Regions from separate parts of the Homo sapiens genome. Here regions 2, 3 and 4 are each linked to region 1. A link is a contact called in ENCODE Hi-C data. All regions are on one chromosome and are shown on one strand. The core of a region is the stretch at or near the end of the contact, and the rest is flanking DNA. Distances in the headings are between cores, read along the strand shown.

The links. Hi-C counts contacts between places; a loop is a spot of excess contacts on that map. Pooled maps may share reads with other maps.
Region 2: a loop to region 1 is called in a pooled map, with 14 times the contacts of the local background. The contact joins the promoter of TMSB4X here to the promoter of PIGA in region 1. A Hi-C loop is called at or near these places in 5 of 50 pooled maps.
Region 3: a pooled map shows a loop between it and region 1 (7-fold over the local background). The contact joins the enhancer-like site here to the promoter of PIGA in region 1. A Hi-C loop is called at or near these places in 4 of 50 pooled maps.
Region 4: a loop to region 1 is called in a pooled map, with 4 times the contacts of the local background. The contact joins the enhancer-like site here to the promoter of PIGA in region 1. A Hi-C loop is called at or near these places in 2 of 50 pooled maps.

The regions. Positions count from the first base shown.
Region 1 is chrX:15,333,863-15,337,227 of GRCh38, reverse strand. It overlaps PIGA (phosphatidylinositol glycan anchor biosynthesis class A), which reads left to right and starts at 1,705. Exons shown (of 6, transcript NM_002641.4): 1 at 1,705-1,727. RefSeq lists enhancers at 1,774-1,853, 1,904-1,953.
Region 2 is chrX:12,973,394-12,976,445 of GRCh38, reverse strand. It overlaps TMSB4X (thymosin beta 4 X-linked), which reads right to left and starts at 1,336. Exons shown (of 3, transcript NM_021109.4): 1 at 1,278-1,336; 2 at 85-200. The coding sequence starts at 184. RefSeq lists enhancers at 1-617, 1,457-2,296, 2,420-2,539, 2,560-2,819, 2,830-2,899.
Region 3 is chrX:13,085,888-13,089,306 of GRCh38, reverse strand. All of the region lies in intron 3 of LOC105373133 (a long non-coding RNA gene), which reads right to left. Among named protein-coding and RNA genes, the nearest start is that of FAM9C, 43 kb to the right of the region's middle. RefSeq lists enhancers at 1,503-1,662, 1,733-1,952. Within about 2 kb of position 1,571, at least 12 of the 41 ENCODE cell types and tissues checked have a DNase peak (open chromatin) inside an H3K27ac peak, as active enhancers do.
Region 4 is chrX:12,891,261-12,894,679 of GRCh38, reverse strand. No RefSeq gene overlaps it. Among named protein-coding and RNA genes, the nearest start is that of TLR8, 14 kb to the left of the region's middle. Within about 2 kb of position 1,764, at least 3 of the 41 ENCODE cell types and tissues checked have a DNase peak (open chromatin) inside an H3K27ac peak, as active enhancers do.

The DNA.
Region 1 (3,365 bases), core at 456-2,955:
TTGTATTCCCCACAAGGCCTTTTACAGAGCAGACATCCAGTAAATGTTTGATGATAAAAATAAGAAATATTTGTTATATTTTGAAAAAAGATTCATGGTGGAATTTCAAACGTGTACTGTGATCAGAACTATGGCAGGGGCAAACCAGGGGCTCAATAAGTGAGGCTTAACCCTCATTTATACCTTCCAGGATTTCTACCCCCACTCTTTGTCTTAAAACCTATTACAAAAATGGAAAGGAGGCCAAATGCTGTACCTATCTGGTAATGTCGCTGTTATCTGTGAAACCAACTACAAATTATAAAGCTTAATTAAGTGTCCTTGAGTCTTCATCACTGTAATTCTCCGATGCTTCATCAATATTAACACAGGGCAAAGTATCGATTGCTACTCTAGTCTTACTCATCAACTCATTAATTCGCTTCAAATCTCACAACTAAAATGCTCTTTCAATGATGTTATTGCACTGTAATTTGTATAAGGTACACTCCACGAAATACTGTCAATACATTTTATTGTGAGCATCTAATATGTGTCAGGGAGTGTGCTGACATTGGGTAAAGAAATTCATGTATTAAACTAAAACTTCCTCAACATCCATTACCAAGAACAGATCCTGCCTCAGTTTACTATCTGGCAGGGAAGGCAGACATTTAACAAGCAAATACAATTTCCGTTTTCAGAAAGAAGTCCATGTGAGATCTCAAGAGACAAGTAATCAAGGATCAGGGTGAGGAGGGAGAATGCAATCAGGCAAACAACTTGAATATCATCTGATAAATGTTATACTTTGGCCAGCATGTGGCCAAAGTACTATTAAAATTAAAAAGTGAGAGTATTTCATTCTCTGGAGGCTTGGGGAAAGCATCAGAAAGGAGCAGACATTTTCAGGGATGAATAGGCTTACACTAGGCTTAATAAAATGGGTGCCAGTAACGGTGGCTGTGATGGTACTCAGAAAGGAATTTCTTCTCGAAAACGCACGTATGGCAGGGATGGGGGATTCCAAGTACCAGCTGTGACGCATGGATGACCGTCATACCACTCTCACTGATTCTTTAGCTTCCTAGTCAAGCACCATCGTAACTAGTTGAACCAGTCGAGTGGGAGTTGATATTTCAGATCAGACCTCGTATGTTTCCCTCAGAGTGTAGAATTGCCATATAAATAACAGGATGTCTAGTTAAATTTACATGTCCGATAAAAAACGAATGTGTAGTGAAGTCCCCAATATTTGGTACATGCTTGTATTAAACATCATTTGTGCTTTATCTGAAATTAAAACTTCATAGTTTCATCTGTTTTGACTTTTTGTGTATTTTTATTTATTTATCTGGCAAACGTCCCAGAGCGGTAAGAACCGGCACGGTTTTGCCGTGGCACAGCTGATTACAAACAAAAAGTCTCTCCAATCAGAAGCAAGCGCGCAGAGAACTGGCGTCCGGAATAGAGACGCTGTAACCAGGAAACCAGGGTGAGCACCCACCCTACCGTCGGCCGCTTCTAGGAGACGGGCGCAGGCGCGCGCTGACGTTACATCTCGCGCTTAAGGGTGGGGACGACAGAGCGTCTCTCTCGGACGTGACCTCAGCGCCTCTTTGTGATTGGCTGCCTCGGGGGCGCGGCCCTTGGGCGCGGACGCCCTAGATTGGTGCTGCGGAACAGCAGGGAGGGACTCCGGCTGCAGCCGCGGGAGGTCCGGACACTGGCGGCCATGGAACTCACCGGTGAGTGCGCGTCGCGCCGCCCCTCTCCAGCGCTCTGGGCCGCTTTCGGATGGGGCTGTTCTGCGCGCGTGGGATCGTGGCGGGTGGTGGAGGGGGTGAAACCGACCCGGTTCGAAGCCCGGAAGTTGGGTCGGAGGGTCTCCAGAGTAGGTTGGGGCTGAGGGTGCGTTTAGGGCGGACGCGCTGGGTTCCTTGGCTCAGGCGGGTGGGTCGAGGGACTGGGGTCTCCGGAACCCCGGGCCTGAGACCAACGTCCACTCTTTGGTTGTTTTCTTTCTCTCTTTGGGCCTGGCCATCCCCGCCATGAACCCAGCGGGGTCGCTGTCTGAGCAGGGGTATCCCCTCCTTGGCCCGAGCGTTTCCCCAGCGACCTCTCAGGGAATCAGGGAATGAAGCTCAGACAGTGCCCAGGAATTGTCGGTGGAAGTACCATTCTCTTGACCCACAACTCCTGCCAGGTCTCCCTAAGGTTCTTCAGGAACCTCTACTGCTAATGATTGCCCAGGGCTCGTTGGTCGTGGTCGAGAATTTTACGGTAATGTCTTTGCCACTTTAAGTGGCTGGGTGGGAACCTTGGACAAATCACTCAACTTGTCTGGGTTCTCATTTGTAAAACGAGAGAGGTATTCACTAGAGCTCCAAGCCTCATTTCGGCTTTAAGAGCTAAGATTCTGCGATTGTGCAGCATAATGAACTTTTATGTCAAAGATGTTTGGACTGAAAACCTGGCGGAAGTGGGCAGACTCCTCACAGAACGTTGCAGGCTAATGACAACATTTTAAATGATATCATTTGGTTCATTACTCACTGTTTTTGCTATCGTTCATCTTTTAAAACTGGTAGAACTGGAAGTTCGGGTTTAGGTGACCACAGTAAGAAAATGTTAGTTAAGCCACCTAAAAGTACAAACTTGGGGAATTTCAATATTTGGTAATATTGAATCTTAATTAGTAAACTCAGTCAACAAACACTTCTGGGGTCTTTCCGAGAGTATATTTAAAATGTAGATGAGGCCGGGCACGGTGGCTCACACCTGTAATCCCAGCACTTTGGGAGGCCGAGGCTGGTGGATCACCTGAGGTCAGGGGTTCGAGACCAGCCTGGCCAACATGATGAAACCCCGTCTCTACTAAAAATACAAAAATTAGCTGGGCTTGTGGTGTGCGCCTGTAATTCCAGCTATTCAGGAGGCTGAAGTGGGAGAATCGCTTGAACTCGGGAGGCAGAGGCTGCAGTGAGACGAGATCGCTCCACTGCACACTAGCCTGGGCAACAGAGTGAGACTCCGTCTCAAAAAAAAAAAAAAAAAAAAAAAGTAGATGAATTTGTTGGAGAGACTAGACAGTTAAGCCTTTGCACATACAGTTAATTGGCATTTTCTGAGTTTGCAGGTGAAACCGGAAACTCAGAGCTTTAGGATGGCTTCTCATTGTATAGTTGTTTGTTTTCTGGAGCCTTGGAAATCTCATTTGTAAAGCTGAGGAAGATTTTGACTAGATATCCAAGATTCTTTTTAGCTTTAAGTGTCTAAGAATGTACAGTAGTACTAAATATTGAGTGGGCATTTCACATTAATAAAGCTTTAGGGGACCCCTGAGATAAACATTTCGCACTTTAAATTGAGAAAATGGTCCCAGA
Region 2 (3,052 bases), core at 87-2,586, 2.4 Mb after region 1:
TCCCGCGGCCGCTCCCAGCCTCCCGCCCTCCCACCGGCCGCTCCCACCCAGCCTTTCTAAAGATGGGGGTGGGTCGGAGCTCACTTTCTTTGGAAGGCAGTGGATTTTTCTCTTGCGTCTCTGTCTTCTTCAGTTTCGACTTATCGAATTTCTCGATCTCAGCCATATCGGGTTTGTCAGACATGGTTGCGGAGGAAAAGCTGCAGGGAGCAAGCCAAGAGCGAGCGTGAGGAAGAGCCACCCGCCCCGCTGTCTCTGGGCTGGGAACTGCACTTCTGCCCTCCGACCCGCAGCCTGAAAAAAACCCTTCTCGCTCTCCTACTGCTGCCGTTCCGCGCTCACGAGCTTCCTCTTTCTACAGAAAAAGAGGCGACACCCCCCGCGCCCCTCCTCCCCATATTTCAAAACGCTGTGGACCAAAGAGGGCGGATGCCTCTCAAAGCCGAATCTTGCAGAATAAAGGAAATTGACCACTGCGAATTGTTAATTACAGCGTTTAAAATTAAAGGCTGGCTAGGACAAGGAAAGAAGAGGAAAGCCACTTCCAAATTCAAGTGGGAAAAATCGGCAAGAATTCCTAAAATGGAGCCCAGGTAGGAAAAGCGTTTCCATTTCCTAGCCGCGGCCTCTCCGCAAGGATGCGGGCCGGATCCGGCTTTCTAGTCCTCTCACAAAGGCGGCGGCCGCGGCTGGAGCTTCCGACCACCGCCCTACCGGCTTCATCGCCCGCGTCACAATGCAGCCCCGCACACAAAGCGGCCGCCGCGCGCCCCGAAGCCGGTCTTGCCTGCTCTCCCGGCAATTCGGCATCCCTGGCACACATGTCTCTGCAAGAAGGACTGTAAAGATGTCATAGCACAGCCCCGCCGCCGCCAGGCTGCACAGATGCAGCCCGCGCAGCCGTCCGAGGCTGGGAGGAGGCTCGGGGCTCGGAAGATGAACCTCAGAACAAAGGACTTGTCTATTCCCCCATATCTCAGCCTCCAAGGCAACGCACAATACCTTTGCGGGCAAACACTAAGAAATTTTTTAATGTCCCCTCCGAGCGGCACGGCAAAACGCCAGTTTTTCGGTTTTGTTCTTAAATCATCGATTTCCCCACCCCATTATCCAGTATCTAGGGTGTTTCGCATCCCCCCAGCTCCCCAAAGTAGCCTTCCCGGGGAGAACCACTCGGGCTCGGATTTAGGGAATGCCTTCACAGGGACGCGGATGATGAAAGGGCGGGGACGGAGGCAGGACGGCAGGAGGAAGGAGGCAGGGGCCCTGGGGCTCACCGAAGCGAGGCGCACGAGTACGAGCGAAGTCTGGTCTGCGCAGTGGCCACCACCGAGTTGTCGGGCGGGGTGCGGCGGGCGCAGCTTTATGGGCGCTCCTATGTAAATGAGGTGATGTCACCCGCCGGCCCGCTTAACTCCTTCGCGCCGCGTCTCGGAACGGCATCCGGAGGCCTGCCGGGCTTTTGGGGAGGGGAGCCCCACCCCCACCCGGGGTCCACTAGTGCATGCACCCTAACCACAACGATGGCGAAAAAAATGAGCAAAGCACCCTCCAACACTTCATAACACATTTTCCCCTTTTACGTTTATTTCATTACGATGAATTTTTGCAACAGCAGCGCAGAAATTGCTCTTGGGGACCAGTGCATAATAACTAAGGGTCGGGGTGGCACCTGGGGTGACAGGCATTCTTTTATTTCGAAACTGCCTTTGTCTACTGTGGACATCTCCACACAAGGGCGCGGTGTCCCTCCCTGGAGGGCCTGGCCCGCTGCAGGGGTACGATTCCTGTGACTCAGCTTTCAGTCCAGTGGCGGGCATGCGCCCCACCCCGGGCCTCTTTGTCTTCCTCGCTGGCGTTCCTCTTGCCTTGGGTGGGACGTAAAGCACCCTTAAGTGATTTTAAAAGAGAAAGTTTCATCACTGAAACATCCATATTGTTTCATCAGCATAATTTTTGTGAGCACTCAACAGTAGTATTTGCTGGGTGTAAGGTAATTTGGAGTTTATAGGGTAAAACACCTCCCTCTTAGCAAAATAAGTCAAGCTCAAGCTCTGCCATTGACTTTACTGCCGGACAATGAGGAAGTTCTTTACCTTCCTCTTCCTTATTTTCATAAATTTTAAAAGTGATGGCTAAGGAGGCCAGCGTTGAATTCCAAAGACTACAGTTACATTATCTCTAATGTCTTAAGATGAAATTCAAAAATCAAATTATATTTTCAAGGGAGCGTTTCCAGCACTAGGACATCGCTGAAGTGCATCTGCATCTGGAAATATAAGAGATTCGGGTAGAGGGAAGCAGTTTTCAAAATGGCACCTGACTCTGTGAATACCAGTGACCCACTTGCTACTGAAAATTAGTTACAAATACCATGCCACGCGCCTGCAAATGGCGTGTGAAAGGAAAAAGACTCGCCGGTTATAAAGAGGCCTAGCTGTGATTATTTCTAAGAGACAAGGCAGTGTGCAAAATATTCCTTCTCCTTTTCCGTGGCCTGGGGAAATGTTTTTAGAAACCCCTTGCTAATCATTTTTATGGCACAGGCTTTTGTCTCGCTGGGGATTAGAGTCAACCTTATATATAGACCCTTGAATGCCACTGCCAGCAGCTTGGACTTCCCCGTTTCTCCATCTACTTGACTTCCTTTTTCCTGGGGAGGAAGGAGGTGGGGGTGAGCAGGGGCAGGTGACCGTCTGGTCCCCTAGTTAATGCTCTGCTGGGTGGCTGCCTTCCTGGCCTCCGAATGGGGCACTGGACCTGTTCGTGCATGCACCAAATGTCACCTGTCTGGTAACAGCCCCCCCGCCCCTGTTCCATGTTGGGAGTCTACTTCATCGTTGAAACACAGAAAAGATCTTGCAGGGTGCCTTTTCGCCCGTTTAGCTGGCAGCTGCCGTTGTACCGACACCGTTTCCGCAGGTTCTGTGATTCTGTTTCCCCTCACCCAGCTGCTGTCGAAAATCATTTCTTTCCTCCCAATGTCTCCTGATGACAAAGGAGTGCCACTACCTTCTCCTGGCTTCTTCTCCCAAGGGCCTTTCCTCAGAAA
Region 3 (3,419 bases), core at 322-2,821, 2.2 Mb after region 1:
GAATATCCAGAATGATCTAGGTTTGTAAAAAGAGGGACAGTGTTTACCAATATATGTAGAAGCAGAGAAAAAAAAATACTGGAAGGGAATACATCAAAATATTAACTGCAATTTTGGCTGAGAATGAAGTCCATAAGGGTTTTGTGGGGTTTGTTTTTTATCATTGTGCTTTCCTATATTGTTCAAATTTCTTAGTTATTAAATATTGCTTTTGAAAATTAAATATTGTTTTATAAAAAATACTGTTTTATGAAAAATTTATTGAACTTTTCATAATGAAAAATTCACTTACGAAAATAATATTTCACCTAAGCTTGCTGATCCTTTTTTGTGTGTTTTGTGACGGGGTCTTGCTCTGTTGCCCAGGCTGGAGTACAGTGGTGCGATCACAGCTCACTACAGCCTTGACCTCCCAGGTTCAAGCAATCCTCCCACCTCAGCCTCCCAAGTAGCTGGGACCACAAGCACATACCACCATGCCTGAATTTATTTTTTATTTTTTATGGAAACAGTGGCATCTAGCTATGTTGCCCCGGCTGTCTTGAACTCCTGGGCTCAAGTGATCCTCCTGCCTTGGTCTCTCAAAATGTTGGGATTACAAATGTGAGCTACCACGCCCAACCTGATCCCTAATTAATTAATTAATAACATGAAATGGGGGCACAGCAACATGCTAATAGTCTAATCCACATGATGGAAGTGAGAATGTCAGTTCTAAGTTCCTCCTGTATTTTTTCCACTCTTCTGCTTATAAGAAGGTCATCATGATTACATATAACATATGCCATACAAAAAGCCACTACTGTTACTTTCAGGTATGATGAATAAAAAGATTGCCCAGGCAAGTTGAGCAGGAGATGGCTGCTCTTGCAGTCTAATTAAGGGACAATGTGCCACCACCATTCTCTTAACCCACTGAGAGAACACAGGAAACGCCAGCTGCCGGAGCAGAGTTGGAGAAGAGATGGGGTGGCAGCGGCTGGGGTCTAGCTGAGACGTCCTTCTGTTTTCTTGGGTTAACAAAGGGGAAGAGACAAACCTTTAGCAAATGCATCCAGCTCAGAGCACATTTAAGCAAACTCTGCGGAGTGTGAGGAGGGTGTCTGGTGGCCCCAGAGAGTGGCTATGTTGGAACCCATGGCTGTGGCCATCGTACTCTTCTATCTTCAGGAAACTGCTCACCTTGTGATCAGAACTTTGACATTATTGGCCACTGGGTGACCAGATGCTGTCCTTAATGGCACTGGATATGTGTCTATTGTCATTTACAAGAAAAGAAGCTTCAGCCGTTCCTTAGGCGATACACAGAGTTAACTTGTAAGGTATGATGTGAGATTCACATGAGATCATGTTGTCCTCCATGCTCTCTAATTATTCTTTGGTTGGTATTGGTCTCAGCAGGAGAGATTGCAAGTCTTCTGGTCTCACAAACTACCCCTCCCACGCCAATCCCATCTGCTCCATCATGGGGCATCATCTTGCCGTTGGTCAGCCATGTTCCCCTATCTCATACTGATGCTTCCTTGGAAGTCCCCGTGCTAAACCACATTACTTTACCCTGGAGATGCCCCAACTCCTCCCCAAGGCCTAGGTGAAGTGACTCAACCATATGTACACAGTATCCTCAGATGTACACAGTATCCTCTCCATGGTAGTGAATCTGTATACTAATTTATACATAATCGATTTATGGGTGTAAAGACTTCACAAATAACTAAACATACAAAATGTGAATTCTCCTTCCTTCTCCTAGCTTAAGATTAGCTCAAAGACAATGAAAGCTGTACTGTGCTGTGCAATCTTCTCACGACCCACACGAAACAGGAAGCTCCTGGGGGTTTCTCACAAGCATGTGATAGATAGTTGTGGTTTCAGTGCAACAGTCAGGTAGATTTTGCAGCCGGAAACATTCACACAAAACATCCTTTATGGCTTCTGTCCAACTCCAGTGTTAGTCAGATGCAGTCCCTTTTACACTTTGACAAAAACCATTTGATTTCTCACACTGTATTTATTTTTTCTTATTGCAATGTCTTGTCTGAAGATACCAGACAAAGGATGACAAACTGGAGCCAGCTGAAGTGCAGGGCCCTTTCTCAGCTGCTCTTAAGAATCCCTCTCAGCACTTTGGGAGGCTGAGGCGGGTGGATCACCTGAGGTCGGGAGTTCGAGACCAGCCTAACCAACATGGAGAAACCCCATCTCTACTAAAAATACAAAATTAGCTGGGCGTGGTGGTGCACACCTGTAATCCCAGCTACTCAGGAGGCTGAGACAGGAGAATCTCTTGAACCCAGGAGGCGAAGGCTGTGGTGAGCCGAGATTGTGCCATTGCACTCCAGCCTGGGCAACAAGAGCAAAACTCCATCTCAAAAAGAAAAAGAATCCCGCAGATTGAGCCATTTTCCCCTGAGCAATAATCCCTCAAGCTTCTAAAGACACCACTTAGAGAAGGAAGAGCCTCGCCCCACTAATGCAGCTGAGTGATGCCCTTTGGGAAATTAGGCTAAGAGGGAATACCTTTTAGCTGCCTTCTGTTATTAATCTGGTCTCAATACCAATCAATGTTATTTATCACTACTGAACAAGCATTAATGCAGAGTCTGAAAGGGGCCTTAAATCTCGTGTAGTATGCTCAGAATCCTAGGAATCACACTTTTAGATCCCAATGGTATTGGGTCAAGGTTTTCCCTTCCATGGCAGATGAAGTTCACAATTTAGGATGCATGCTCACAAGCTTTGCAAGGAGATTACACTTCCGTTATGAAGAAAAAAGCAAACAAAAAAGAAAACCTCTTGCACCATTAATTTCAACTGCAATCAAATTGCAAGATTTTAAGATGATATATCTTGCACAAAGGTATTGTAGATAGAAGAGAAGCCTTTGTAAATATTTATATATTTCTCCATTGAGGGTTTTTAATTTTTGTTTTGTTTTGTTTTGTTTTTGTTTTTGTTTTTTTTAACTTCAGACAGAGAGCAAAGGAAACAGAGCTGGGTCACGATATCTCAAATGGAGGATGGTTTCTCTTACTCGTCTTCCATTTCCTCTATTCCTCATTCTCAAAGTCACACACCTTAATAAACACCCCAAGAAACATTTCTAAGTAGACAACACACAATTTTTAGTAATTGACTTATACAGCAAATGCTTATTTAGCTACAGCTGCTATGGTGGCCTGTCTTCTTAAAACTCACTAAGGGTCTTCCAAACCCATATTTTTGTCATCATATTAACCTTCTTTCTCACTAAATTATTGCTGAGATAAAAATAAATCAACAAATGAACCAAAAAATAAAATGGGTTTGGGATTCATTGCCCTTTCCTGTTATGTCCCATCTAAACTCAAGCCCAAGAAGAGGAGAAAAGGCAATACAAAGTCTTGGGAAAAACAAAGACTAAAACTCTTTCTGAAAAA
Region 4 (3,419 bases), core at 515-3,014, 2.4 Mb after region 1:
TGGGGGCCACAGTCTATAAAAAATGGAAATGTAGGAAAAAGAGGATCGGTCACCCAGTTAACTCAAGGCTATACATCTACATCTGCATGGGCAAAAGGAAATTCATGACTGGCCCCATTTTGAGACTTAAAGCAAAAACAATGGAAATAAATGATAGAAACAAATATTCAATAGTCTGTGGCCTTCAACTTCTTTGTAAACTGCCCTCCCATCAGTAAACATTCAACACACAGCCCTACATATTTCTGTATTAATACACTGGGTATATGATAAAAATAGCCACAGACATACTTTTAAAAACATGACTATATCTGTTCTTACATTTTCTTCCCACATCCCCCTTTGGAAGCCCGTCTAAGGGTCTCAGAAGCAGAACATCAGCATCCAGGAGGGATTTCCCACCCCACTAGGTGGCGCTTGGCGCCACATAAGTAGAACCACAGCGTCTATCAGTAAGATGTTATGGAAGTTACGGTAAAGACATCCTTTTACCCACAAATGTAATCAGCAACTCTATCAGGACTTACGAGACTTCAATTCCATTAACCACCTGCCCCTGTCTATCTAATTCTGCCCTAGTGTTCTTGTTCAAATTGTCTTCACCTTTGGGCCCTAAACAGAAATGCCAGTCCTATATAGTTAAATTATACCTGTCCAAAAACAGTGCCCAGCGGGAAGCAATTTGAGTTTAAGTGCAGCTCCACTCCCGGGAAGTAGGTTGAGAGCACCAAAGTTTATACACAAAAGGAAGGAAATTGAGCACAGCTTGGGGGTCTGGGCTTTCCTTACTAAAGTGATCCCTGTAATAACAGTCCCTGGTGTCACAAAGGAAGATGTGGTGCTTCCCAAACTGCTCTGCAAGCCAGTTGCTTCAAAAGTATTCCAGGGATGCGGACTCCTGGGTCCCAGAGATTGAGCAGTTGACTTTGCCTCTCTGATCTCACCTTTATCTCTGAGTTAACCCATCATCTTTAAGATGGAGCTGCTAATACTAGCCTCATAGAGGTGATGTGAAGATTCAAGGGAATAAAGGAAGCATTTAATTTGCATTTGCTGCTTAATAGATGTGACTTCCCTTCCTCCTTCCCCTCCACCCCTTACTGAATGACATTGTCGGGATACCAGTGACTTCATCTTGAGCCCTTCTTCCTAAGATCCTCCTCACTCCCTCCTTGCCTGTCATTCCCTTTGTGGGCCTGCCCTCATGAGCAGGAGCCAAAGTTGGGATTACTTTAAAATGCATCTTCTCCATTCAGAACATGCTTCCTGTGTTCTGTTTTCTTAGGTGGCCTGTTCTGGAGAGTTGATCATCTCACAAATTAATCCATCACAATGTGTTAATGGACAGGAGTGATGTGTTGAAACAACCCTTGGAACGTTGTAAATTAACTGGGAATTTTAGTTACAATGCCTCAATCCAAAGGCAAAGAAATCAATCATGAGAAAAGTAGGCCCAGAAGAGAGATGGGAGCTATAAACTGTTTTATTTAATGCATGTCACCTGTTACTAAGTTCTGTTTGGTGGGCCTCCATCTGGACCTGGTGCAGGGATGTAACCACCATCCCAGGGTGATAGCAGGACAACAACCTAGTTCTGGCTCCCAAAACAGCCCAAGCAATCTTCTCAGCAGTGTGGTCCCCCTGGATAATGGGCCTCAGATATGGTTCATGGAGATGTTACTACAAACTTCTTTTGCTCAAGTCAACTCATGCAATTCACTGTTATGAAATCCCCTGGAATCAATGCCTCATGGTTTTGCCTTGGCCAGTGAGAAGTAAAGCAGCCATGTGTCATACAAGAGCAATATGGCTTCCTAGTTAGCCGTCTCTGTCTAGTTTTACCCTCAGTAGTTGCCACTGGCCAGAAGAATATTGAGAGCCATTTTCTGTTTGTGGGAGCCGCTGTCTGGCTCATCTTTGCTCTAGGGAAGTCTGAAAACTGCCATGAGGCCCCCAGGACTTCCCATTTCCTTCTGGATTTTACCAGACTATTTTTAGTGAGTGTTCAGTGTGAGACACTGTAACATGAACCTTCTCAGTCATTTTAAGTCTGAGCTTTTCCAAAATGTTTAATTAATATAAATTCCCAAGAGGGGGCAGTGATAAACATATGAAGACATGCAACCACTGATGTCATGACAAACATGTTAGAAATGAATTACAACCTGAGATTAGGGGAATCTTAAAGACTGAATTAGTGCTTGAAAGTTGAGATAAGTAGAAAGAATGAATTTGAATGTGTCAGAGTCCAGCCAGTGTCACCTAGGGAAGATTCCATGGAGCCAATTTTAGAAGATCATGCTCACTGAAGCAGGTGGGGGACATGTGTGTGAGAGAGACATAGGTTTCCAACCAAAAGTGCACACAAAACCACACCTTCCAAACAGAAGCATCCACCTGCAACAACGGCTGTCTTCTTTTCATTCTTGTACATTGCTTGACACTTGCTGTGGGTGTCTAGAGCCAAAAAGGAAACCGAGAGGGAGGGGGAGGCAAAAGAAGAAAGGAGGGAAAGAAGAAGAAGAAAAAATAAAAACCTGAAACAGTGTGAAACTGCCCTGTTGTGATTTCATTCTCACTGGCATGGGTGGCCCCTATGTCACCAGGGCCCTTTCCACACCATCTTATGAGTTTGGGACTTATTCTCTTTTTAACCCTCCTTCTTTTTTTTTTTTTTTTGGAGACCAAGTCTCACTCTCTCACCCAGGCTGGAGTGCAGTGGCTTGATCCTAGCTCACTGCAACCTCTGCCTCCCAGGTTCAAGCGATTCTCCTGCCTCAGCCTCCCGAGTAGCTGGGATTACAGGAGTGTGCCACCACGCCCAGCTAATTTTGTATATTTAGTAGAGATGGGGTTTCACCATGTTAGCCAGACTGATCAACCCTCCTTCTTCATAGCGTTGGTTGGCAGGTGGGTTGGTCTCTTGTTCGCCTTCAGTACATTGTTAACTTGGTAAAATGGATTAATTTTCTGTCTTGGTGTTGTCTGAAGCACATCTCTGTTTGAGTCTCCTCAATCATGTTCTTTGATCGTTTCCCTCCGACATAGCTATTGGACTTTGGAGGGTACAAATCATTCCCAATGTTTCTTAGGGTCAAGGGCTTCACCTTCCAGTAGATGCCAGGAGCAGGGTGTGCTATAACTAACTGTTTCTGGAGCACAGCGACCCAAAGCTCCAAGGAGGGATGTGCTCCCACTGTCTGTGACTAAGCCTTTCCCATCAACAGTGTTCTTGCTTACTGAGCATGTGCAGCAGAGGCGGAGGAACAATTCCAACCTCAACTCCACCCCCATGTTAAAATTGGGCCATAAATAAGTAGTAGGATGTGCAACCTGGTCCTCTTGTTCACCCGACTTAGGATGAGAAGGAGGAAGTAAATAAAAAGCATATCTCATGGGAGGGGGAAAGGCATTATAAA